2 separate regions of the Homo sapiens genome follow, and region 1 is linked to region 2. A link is an interaction called in ENCODE POLR2A ChIA-PET data of the cell type or tissue named here. Cell type or tissue: OCI-LY7. All regions are shown on one strand. Each heading gives the region's core, and the rest is flanking DNA. Links, peaks and the distances in the headings are about the cores only. Region 1 overlaps RGCC (regulator of cell cycle). Region 2 overlaps VWA8 (von Willebrand factor A domain containing 8).

Evidence for each region. Peaks named below come from ENCODE experiments on the same cell type or tissue, not always from the same donor. Only the 100,000 strongest peaks of a DNase experiment are listed, where the experiment ranks them.
Region 1: POLR2A ChIA-PET joins it to region 2 with 5 read pairs; 3 of 35 experiments call an interaction of 5 or more read pairs at or near these places.

The regions. Positions count from the first base shown.
Region 1 is chr13:41,468,969-41,474,359 of GRCh38, forward strand. It overlaps RGCC (regulator of cell cycle), which reads left to right. Exons shown (of 5, transcript NM_014059.3): 5 at 1,510-1,903. The coding sequence ends at 1,517. Among named protein-coding and RNA genes, the nearest start is that of RGCC, 14 kb to the left of the region's middle. In OCI-LY7, for the core only: no CTCF peak of the experiment used is centred there; no DNase peak of the experiment used is centred there; H3K27ac peaks cover 370 bases.
Region 2 is chr13:41,944,522-41,949,912 of GRCh38, forward strand. All of the region lies in intron 2 of VWA8 (von Willebrand factor A domain containing 8), which reads right to left. Among named protein-coding and RNA genes, the nearest start is that of VWA8, 14 kb to the right of the region's middle. RefSeq lists enhancers at 153-653, 654-1,154. In OCI-LY7, for the core only: no CTCF peak of the experiment used is centred there; no DNase peak of the experiment used is centred there.

The DNA.
Region 1 (5,391 bases), core at 55-5,054, 480 kb before region 2:
CAGGACCCTAGGCCGGGGCAGTGGCTCACGCCTGTAATCCCAGCACTTTGGAAGGCTGAGGTGGGTGGATTACCTGAGGTCAGGAATTCAAGTCCAGCCTGGCCAACATGGTGAAACCCAATCTCTACTAAAAAATACAAAAATTAGCTGGGCATGGTGGCGCACACCTGTAGTCCCAGCTTCTTGGGAGGCTGAGGTAGGAGAATCACTTGAACCCGGGAGGCAGAGGTTGCAGTGAGCCGAGATTGCGCCACTGTACTCCAGCCTGGTGACAGAGCAAGACTCCGTCAAAATAGTAATAATAATAATAATAATAATAATAATAATAAGAAGAAGAAGAAGAAGAAGAAGAAGAAGAAGAAGAAACAGGACTCTAGTGGCTAGGAATGAAATTCTGGGATAAGCTTGTGTTAAAGTAGACCATGTGCGTTTCCAAACAGTGAGAACAGGTCACTAGCAAACAATGGCATTTTGTTTGAGAAATGGAGAGCGAGCAAGACTGGAGCATTACCATCATGATGGCCTGTCAGGCTTTTCAGAGAAGAAATGAACTGATTAACCACAAGTGCATTATTCCAACAAGCCAAAAGTCTTCCATCCCATGGGCCAGGGTAATTTTCCCAGGTTAGATCCAGGGTTTGGGTGAAATTTAACTTTAAGATGTGGGTGCCAAAAGAGAGAATTGGCTTGTGGGGCCTTTCACCAGAGACCCATGCCAGTGACTGAATGACCTGGATTAGGTATGCATACTTGCAAGCCTCTTATTTGGGAATTACACTAATGGTTACCTGTTTTGTGTGACCAAAAATGTTGAGAACTGAAGACATCAAATTATAACTGCAGTATAGGGGCCCAGAAGAAGGGACCCTCACAATCTATCTACACACTCTATTTCCAAAGGATAAGATTGCAAGAGCCAGGAGGACCAACTCCAGCTTCTGGGATGGAAGGTTCAGCAACTCTACTACGGGGGGTCCTGTTTAGTCACAGAGTGGGCTAGGAAAATTTTGTCCCAGCCCCTTAATTTTCCAGGGTAAGGGTTGATTTTCTGTGAGAAGTATTTAATGCTATTCTTTGCTAAAGAGCCGGGTAAACTCTGAAAAATTAAATCCAAAGCTGGTTATTTAAAAATAACTATGTTCTTAACACTCTTGCAGACAAACCTAAATATCAGATAGAAAGTCCTTGTATCATTTCTATTTGAAAATTGAAGATTTTATTGCCTCTTTTCTTATGTACTGCACCATCTTACATCAGAAGACCAGGGCTTGTTTTGACAGGGATTATTATAATTGCAGCATAATTTGTATTAGACCCATGTAACAAGCCTGTCTACTTCATGGAAATTGCAGTGGGTTGCCCAGTCATTCCAGTTAATCAGACACTCATCGTGTGGGAAGCCCAGCATTGAGTTTGGTGCTTTGATGCACGTCTGAGACAGTGTGATGTGGTTAAGCATAGGAATTGTGAGCCTCTGAGTGGATAACCTTACCTATCTCTCATTTACAGGTATGTGAAACAAGAAGTTCTGGGTCCTTTCATCATAAGGGAGAAGCTTCAGAAAGTTCCGAGGACCTGCTAAAATCAGCTACTAGAATCTGCTGCCAGAGGGGACAAAGACGTGCACTCAACCTTCTACCAGGCCACTCTCAGGCTCACCTTAAAATCAGCCCTTGATCCCATTTCTGGGCAATTTAGACAGTGAAACTGACTTTGTTTACCTGCTTGCAGCATATTAGAACAGACGATCCATGCTAATATTGTATTTTCTCTTAAAACATAGCTTTCCTGTAATTTAAAGTGCTTTTATGAAAATATTTGTAATTAATTATATATAGTTGGAAATAGCAGTAAGCTTTCCCATTATAATATATTTTTGTATACAAATAAAATTTGAACTGAAGTCTGCTTCCTTTTCTTTTTCTTTATTTTTTAAAATATATTTCCATTCAAATAATATTCTAGTGGGAGTAACATGCCTCTTGTTTCCTTAGCAAGGCCCCTGGGTGCTGTCTGATTGCACTAGACAAGAGGACAGTAAACTTAAAGTGTTCCTTTAGCTCATTCAGTGCTCTGGAAGGAAATGCTGGCAGACGGCTGCTGGGAAATTTTAATTTCAGGATTGTGATTTCATTGGAAGTTAGGTTTCTATTCTGTCTCTGCCCTCCTTCTCATATCTTGGCACCATTGCAGGTGGCATGGACTCTTTCTTTGAATTAAGGGAAGTACCAGTTCTTACAATCCAGGACTTAAATACGAGGGAAAGTTGAGATAGCTGGAAGACTTGAAAATGATGGTGCTTTTCTAAGATCTGTGTGGAGGAAGATTGATGGTGCTGGTTTTCATGGAATGTCCAGCAAACCTCTGGTGTGAAGAGTTTGACGGGTGGGCTTTGCACATAGAAGCCACTGACCACTTCTCCCACTTGCCTTTGTGGGGGCTGGAGAGAGGCATAAAAATAAGAAAGCTCATAATTTTCGTATCTATGCTTTTCTGTCTTTAAAACCTCCTCTAAAATAACCAGGCATTACTTTCATAATCAGAATAAAGTTATTTTAAAACTTGAATCCCTATATTCCTAAAGGACATAAATCCAAAACATAACTACTTATAATTTTACTTGTATCTTCAAAAGCTAACTACTATATTTGATGTGTTTTTTAGGGAATCGGGAAACTAAATTGCTTTTCTTTAACTTTTTTCTTTTCCTCAGCTTCCAGGAAAACTTTTGGGTTGAACTCAAATATTTTCTTTATTTCTTTTTTAAAAATTGAGATCTAATTCACATACTACAGCACCCAGTTCAGCGGTTTTTAGCATATCCACAGGTACTGCAGCCATCACCACTGTCTATCTACTTCTCTGTCTCCACGAACGTGTCTATTCTGGATCTTTCATATAACGAATATGTAATCTTTTGTGTCTGGCTTCTTTCACTTAGCATAGTATTTTCAAAGTTCATCCATGAGTAGCATGAATCAGTACTTCATTTCTTTTCACGGCCAAATCATAATCCACTGTGTGGATATGCCACAGTTGTTTATCTGTTCATTGGTTGGTGAAGATTTGGGTTGTTTCCACTTTTTAGCTAACAAATAATATTGTTATGAATACCCATGTATTAGTTTTTGTGTGGACATATGTTTTCATTTCTCTTGGGTGTATAACTAGGAGTGGAATTCCTGGGTCGTATGTTAATTCTGTTTAACTTTTTGAGAAACTGTCAAACTTTTCCAAAGCAGTTTGGAAAAACCATTTTACATTCCCACTAGCAATGTATGAGGATTCCAGTTTCTCTAAATCCTTGCCAACTTGTTATTGTCTGCCTTGTCATTCTAGCAGGTGGGAAGTGGTATCACATTGTGGTTTTATTTTACATTTCTTTTTTTTTTTTTTTTTTGAGATGGAATCTTGCTCTGTCGCCCAGGATGGGTGCTAGTGGCGGGATCTCGGCTCACTGCAAGCTCTGCCTCCCGGGTTCACGCCATTCTCCTGCTTCAGCCTCCCGAGTAGCTGGACTACAGGCGCCCGCCACCACGCCCGGCTAATTTTTTGTATTTTTAGTAGAGACAGAGTTTCACCATGTTAGCCAGGATGGTCTCAATCTCCTGGCCTCGTGAGCGGCCCTCCTCGGCCTCCCAAAATGCTGAGATTACAGGTGTGAGCCACCACGCCCGGCCTATTTTGCATTTCTCTGTGACTAATGATGTCTTTTCATGTGCTTACTGGCCATTTGTATATCTTCTTTGGAGAAATGTCTATTCAAATCCTTGGCCCATTTTAAAATTAGGTTGTCTTTTTAACTTTTTTTAATTTTAGTTTTTGTGGGTACATAGTAGGTGTATGTATTTATGGGGCACATAAATTGTTTTGATATGGGCATGTAATGTGTGATAATCACATCATGGAAAATGGGGTGTCCACTCCCTCAAGCATTTATCCTGTGTCACAATCCAATTATACCATTTTAGTTATTTTTGAATGTACAGTTAAATTATTATTGACTATAGTCACCCTGTCATGCTATCAAATACTAGGCCTTATTCATTCATTCCAACTATACTTTGTGCCCATTAACCATGCCTACCCTTCCCAGCCTCTGGTAACCAACCTTCTACTCTATAATTCCATGGGTTTAACTGTTGACTTTTGGATCCCACAAATAAGTGAGAACATGCGATGTTTGTCTTTCTGTGCCAGGCTTATTTCACTTAACATAATGACCTCCAGTTCAATCCATGTTGTTGCAAATGACTAAATCTCATTCTTACGACTAAATAGTACTCCAGTTTGCGTAAGTACCATGTTTTCTTCATCCATGCATCTGTTGATGGACACTTAGGTTGCTTCCAAATCTTGGCTATTGTGAATAGAGCTGCAACAAATATGGGAGTGCAGATATCTCTTTGATATACTGATTTCCTTTTTTGGGGGACATATACCCAGCAGTGGGATTGCTGGATCATATGGTAGGCTCTATTTTTAGTTTTCTGTGGAATCTCCAAACTGCTCTTCATAGTGGCTGTAGTAATTTACATTCCCACCAACAGTGTACAAGGATTCCCTTTTCTCTACATCCTTGCCAACATCTGTCATTGCCTGTCTTTTGGATAAAAGCCATTTTAACTGGGGTGGGATGATATCTCATTGTAGTTTTGATTTGCATTTCTCTAATCAATAACGTAGAGCACCTTTTCATATGTCTGCCATCTGTTTGTGTTCTTTTGAGAAATGTCTATTCCAATCTTTTGCCCATTTTTAAATCAGATTATTAGATTTTTTTTCCTATAGAGTTGTTTTAGCTCTTTATATATTCTGACTATTAATCCATTGTCAGATGGGTAATTTGCAAATATTTTCTCCCATTCTGTGGGTTGTCTCTTCACTTTATTGATTGTTTCATTTGCTGTGCAGAAGCTTTTTAACTTGATGTTACCCCATCTAGTCCATTTTTGCTTTAGTTTCCTGTGCTTGTGGGGTATTACTCAAGAAATCTTTGCCCAGACTGATGTCTTGGAGAGCTTCTCCAATGTTTTCTTTTTGTAGTTTCATAGTTTGAGGTCTTAGATTTAAGTGTTAAATCCATTTTGATTTGATTTTTGTATATAGTGAGAGAAGGAGGTCTAGTTTCTTTCTTTGCATATGGATATCCAGTTTTCCCAGCATCATTTATTGAAGAGACTGTCCTTTCCCCAGTGTATGTTCTTGCCACCTTTGTTAAAAATGAGTTTACTGTAGGCATGTGGATTTGTTTCTAGGTTCTCTGTTCTGTTCCATTGGTCTATGTGTCTGTTGTTATGCCAGGACCATGCTGTTTTGGTTATTATAGCTCTGTAGTATAATTTGAAGTCAGGTAATGTGATTCCTCCAGTTTTGTCCTTTTTAAAATTT
Region 2 (5,391 bases), core at 134-5,133:
AAGCTGGTCTCAAACTCCTGGCCTCAAGCGATCATCCCACCTTAGCCTCCCAAAGTGCTAGGATTACAGGCGTGAGCCCAATTGTTTTACAACAAACTGTCCATAATCATGGTGAAAACCAGCAGCCTGGAAGTCACTGAAGTGAACAGAACTATACAGAAGCTCCTCAAAAGCCTCAATCCCAAAAAATTATCCCTACTTGACCTGTCTGGCAGCTCCCTGAAATGCTCCATTTTTAGAATTTGTCTTTATTTGATGTACTCAGAGCTACTGTATGCAAACAGCACTAACTCGGGGCATTTGTCAAAAAAAATCAACAATTGTTTAACATCACAGCTGCCTGAGGCAGCAAAACCAGTTGGAGCTAACAAGAGGACAACCAAAAAACTTTAAAGACAGAAACAAAAACTGAAAATGAGATGTTTGCAGAAGGCTTTGAAAAGCTTCAGTGTATGCCTAAGAATCTGGAAGGCCATGCATATATTCAGGAAAATCCTGAGAAGGGCCTAATCTCTCTCTCACCTTCCGCTAATCTTGAGGGTCCACACAAGCAGAAAGAAAAGGTTGAGACACAACTGTAAGCTACCTATGGAGCACTGAAGTCATGTCCAACTTGCACACACAGACTCTCAGCAAAAGCCAAGAGACTTATTGATTCAAGGCATTAAAGAAATCTCCGTTCAAACATTAGCTGACCACTAAGCTAACAAGGCATGACAAAGAACACAGACTTTAAAGAAATAGACTAGGAACATCACTAAAAAAAAAAACAGCAACACAAGGAGCAACCACAAAGCCTGGGAAGGAGAGATTATACTATTTAAAATGTCTACTTTCAGTAACAACAAAATTATAAGAAATTAAGAAATAGGAGAGTATGGCTCATACATACAGAAAAAAGGAGTCAATAAAAACTATCTCTGAGTAAACCAGACATTTGACTAAGTAGAAAAACACTTTAAATCAGCTACCACAAATACATTCAAAGAATTAAAAGAAATCATGTCTAAAGAAGTATGACAACAACGTCTCATGAAACAGAGTACCAATAAAGAGAAATTATAAAACAAGATCCAAATAAAAATTCTGAACTTGAAAACTCTGATTAAATTAACCAGAGGGGCTCAACAACAGATGTGAGCAGGCAGAGGAAAGAATCAGCAAACTTGAAGATTAGTCAGTTGAGATGATCCAATCTAAGGAACAGAAAGAAGAAATTATAAAGAAAAATGAACTGAGTCTCACAGACTTGTGGGGCACCATCAAATCTATCAAATATAATGGGAGTCCTCGAAGGAGAGAGAAAAAAGAGAATAAATAAATAATAATGAAAAATAATAGCCAAAATTTTGCCAACTTCGATGAAAAACATTAATTTCCACATCCCATCCAAGAAGCTCAACAAACTCAAAACAAGGTAAATTCAAAGAAATCTGCACTTAGACACATCCACAGTCAAACTATCAAAAAGCTGAAGAGAGAATCTTGATAGCAGAGAAAAACTGACTTATCATATAAAAAGGATCCTTGTTAAGATTGATAACTGACTTCTTTTCAAAATCTAGGAAGTCCACAAACAGTAAGAAGACATATTCAAAGTGCTGAAAAAAAAAAACCTGTCAACCAAGAATTCTATTTCCAGTAAAATTATCCTTCAAAATACAAAGGAGAAATGAAGACATTTCCAAATTTAAAAAAAAAAAAGTGATAATTCACCACTAGCAAACCTGCCATCTAGAAGATACTTACTAAAGGGCATCCTTCCTTTAAGCTGAAATGAAAGCACACTAGACAGTAACTCAAATCCACATGAAGAAATAAAGATTATCAGTAAAGGGAACTACATAGATAAATAATAATGACAACGTAAGCCTATTTTTGTTTGTAACTCTTTTCTTCTACCTGATTTTAAAAACTTCATAAAGCAATAATTATAAAACTGTGCTGATAAACTTTTAATGTATAAAGATATAGTTTGTATGACAATAATAGCACTGAGGAGCTGGAAGGGAACAGAGCTACATTGGAGTAGTTTATATACTATTGAAACTAAGTTACCATTAATCTAAACAAGATTGTTTTAGGTTAAAGTGTTAATTAGAATCCCTAGGATGACCACTAACAAAATAATTAAAAAAAAAAAAAGAGTAGTAAAAGAAAAAGTGGGCCAGAGTGGAAAGGACAGATTGCAGAGGCATTTAGGGGGTAGAGTCAATGGAACCTTGGGTTAGATGAAAGTGACATATTCTCCCTCAAGAAGCTGACAAAGATTCTCTTCTTGCCCAAACTTTAGTCAGGTTTCTAAACCTTTTCCTAGACACACCTGTGTACTTCCTTGTAAAATCCAGTTGTAGCAAAAGAACGCCATTAAAACAATTTATCCAGAACCCGCCCATCCTCATAATCTAATCACCCTTGATAGCTGATCAGAGTCCTCATCTTCTACAATCCCCCAGGTGATGTCTGATCACCCCAGCCTGTCGTCAGCAAGAATTTTGTTAGGTTGGCTTAGCCAGAATCTCCCTTAACCCTGACATTTCCTCTTAACAATTTTCTATCCACCAACTCCCACACTGTTCCTTGGCTATAAACTACCACTTGCCCATGCTGCATTGGGGGTTGAGCCCAGTCTTTCTCCCCCACTGCAAGACTCATAGTGACAGTCCTGAATAAAGTCTTCCTTACCCGGCTTTAACACATATCATTGATTTATTTTTTCTTTAACAGAGCACATAGTCTAGTGGAAGAATCTGAAGAGTGAACAAAAAGCTATTCTATATCATGACCAATGACTGGAACAAAGAATAGGAGAGGAGAGTGGCATGAGATGAGACTAAGATTAGATCAAGAAATTAATAGCTAAGGATGGACCTTTGTTCCCAAAATACTAAAAACTCATTTAAAGAATTTTGAGAAAAGAAGTGACATGATTTTGGGCAAATAATGATTGCAAGTCATTAGGGAAATACAAATCAGGACCACAATGAGATGTCACTTCACATGTCTGACTATGGCTGTAATAAAAAAGACAAACAATAACAAGTGTTAGTGAGGATGTGGAAAAACTAGAATCCTCACACATTGCTAGTTAGAATGTAACATGGTGTAGGTGATTTGAAAACCATATTGGTGGTCGGGCGCAGTGGCTCATGCCAGTAAACCCAGCACTTTGGGAGGCTGAGGTGGGCGGATCACATGAGGACAGGAGTTTGAGACCAGCCTGATCAATGTGGTGAAACCCCATCTCTACCAAAAAATACAAAAATTGCTGGGGATGGTAACCTGCACCTATAGTCCCAGCTGCTGGAGAGGCTGAGGACCTGGAGGTTGAACCTGGGAGGGGGAGGTTGCAGTGAGCCGACATTGCACCACTGCACCCCAGCCTGGGCCACAAAGTGAGACCCTGTCTCAAAAAAAAAAAAAAAAAAAAAACAAAACAAAACATTTTGGTAATTCCTTGAAATGTTAAACATAGAGTTACCATGTGACCTAGCAATTTATCTTCTAGGTAAAACCCAAGAAAGTTGAAAATATGTCCATATAAAAACTTGCATATGGATGCTTGGAGTGGCAATATTCACAATAGTCCGAAAGTGGAAACAATCCAAATGTCCATCAACTGATGAAAGGATAAGCAAAATGTGGAATATCCACACAATGGAATATAATTTAGCCATAAAAAGCAATGAACTACAGCATCAATAAACCTTGAAAACATTATGCTAAGATAAGCAAGATACAATGGCTACATATCCCATGTATATAAAATGTCCAAAATAGACAAATCTATAGAAACAGAAAGTATATTAGTAGTTGCTAAATGCTGGGAGGGTGGTGGGGGAGAGAGAAGAAAGAAAATGGGAAATAACTATTAATGAGTATAAAGTTTCTTCATGGAGTGATGAAAACGTTAGATAACAGTATGGTTGTACAACTCTGAATAAACTAAAATTACTGAATTGTACAATATGGAAAGGTGAACTTTATGGTATATGAATTATATCTCAATAAAACTGTTATAAACCAAAAACCATGATGAGTTACTTTTTCACACCTGGTAGACTAAGATTAAAAAGACTATGCTGACAAGGATGTAGAACATCACTGTCGGTCAAAGGTAAAATGGTACAACTGCTTTGGAGAATTGTTTGGCAGTGAGTTAAAAAGTTAAACAGGCATCTATAGTATGACATATCAACTCAACTCCTAGATTTTTACTCAACAGAAGTAAAAACTGATAACTACAAGAATTGTACAGGAATGTTCACAGCAGGCTTCAAATGAAAGCCATCCAAATGTCTATCAATAGGAGAATGGATAAACAAACTGTGGTATGTTTATACAATGGAACATTATTCAGGAATTAAAAACAAACTGATAGGTACAGCAACATAGATGAATCTCAAATTAATGCTCTTCATGAGAAAAAAAATACATACACACATACAACCATACCATGTGACTCTATTTATATATAGCTAAAGAACAAGCAAAACTAATCTACCATCATAAAAAAAAAAAAAAAAAAAAAAAAAGAACAGTGATTTCCAGGGCAGGGTAAAGGGGTAGGAACACAAGAGAACATTTGGGATGATTAATGTAATCTTGGTGGTTATACAGGTTTATAAAATTGTCAAAACCAACCAAAATAAATACTTAAGATCTGTGCATCTGTTCACGATAGCAAAGACTTGGAACCAACCCAAATGCCCATCAATGATAGACTGGATAAAGAAAATGTGGCACCTATACACCATGGAATACTATGTAGCCATAAAAAATGATGAGTTCATGTCCTTTGCAGGGACATGGATGAAACTGGAAACCATCATTCTCAGAAAACTAACACAGGTACAGAAAACCAAACACTGTATGTTCTCACTCATAAGTGGGAGTTGAACAATGAGAACACATGGACACAGGGAGGGGAACAACACACACTGGGGCCTGTCAGGGGGTAGGGGGCTAGGGGAGGAATAGCATTAGGAGAAGTATCTAATGTAGATGACCGGTTGATGGGTGCAGCAAACCACCATGGCACGTGTATACCTATGTAACAAACCTGCGTGTACTGCACATGTGTCCCAGGGCTTAAAGTATAATTAAAAAAAAAAAAAGTTCTGTGCATTATATGTAAATCTTATTCCAGGTAAAAAAGAAACAGTAGGATGTGAGAAAAATAAATGTTTCTACTGAAATATTGATGGGTGAAGTAATAGGATGTCTGGGATAGGTTTTAAATACTCCAGAACAAAAATCAGTTAAAAGAAGATTGGCATAATATTGATAAATGTTGAAGCTGGATGATAAAATCATTAGGTTTATACTATTCTCTCTAGCTTTAAATAACTTTGAAAATTCCTATAATGAAAAGTTAAAAGTTATTCATTC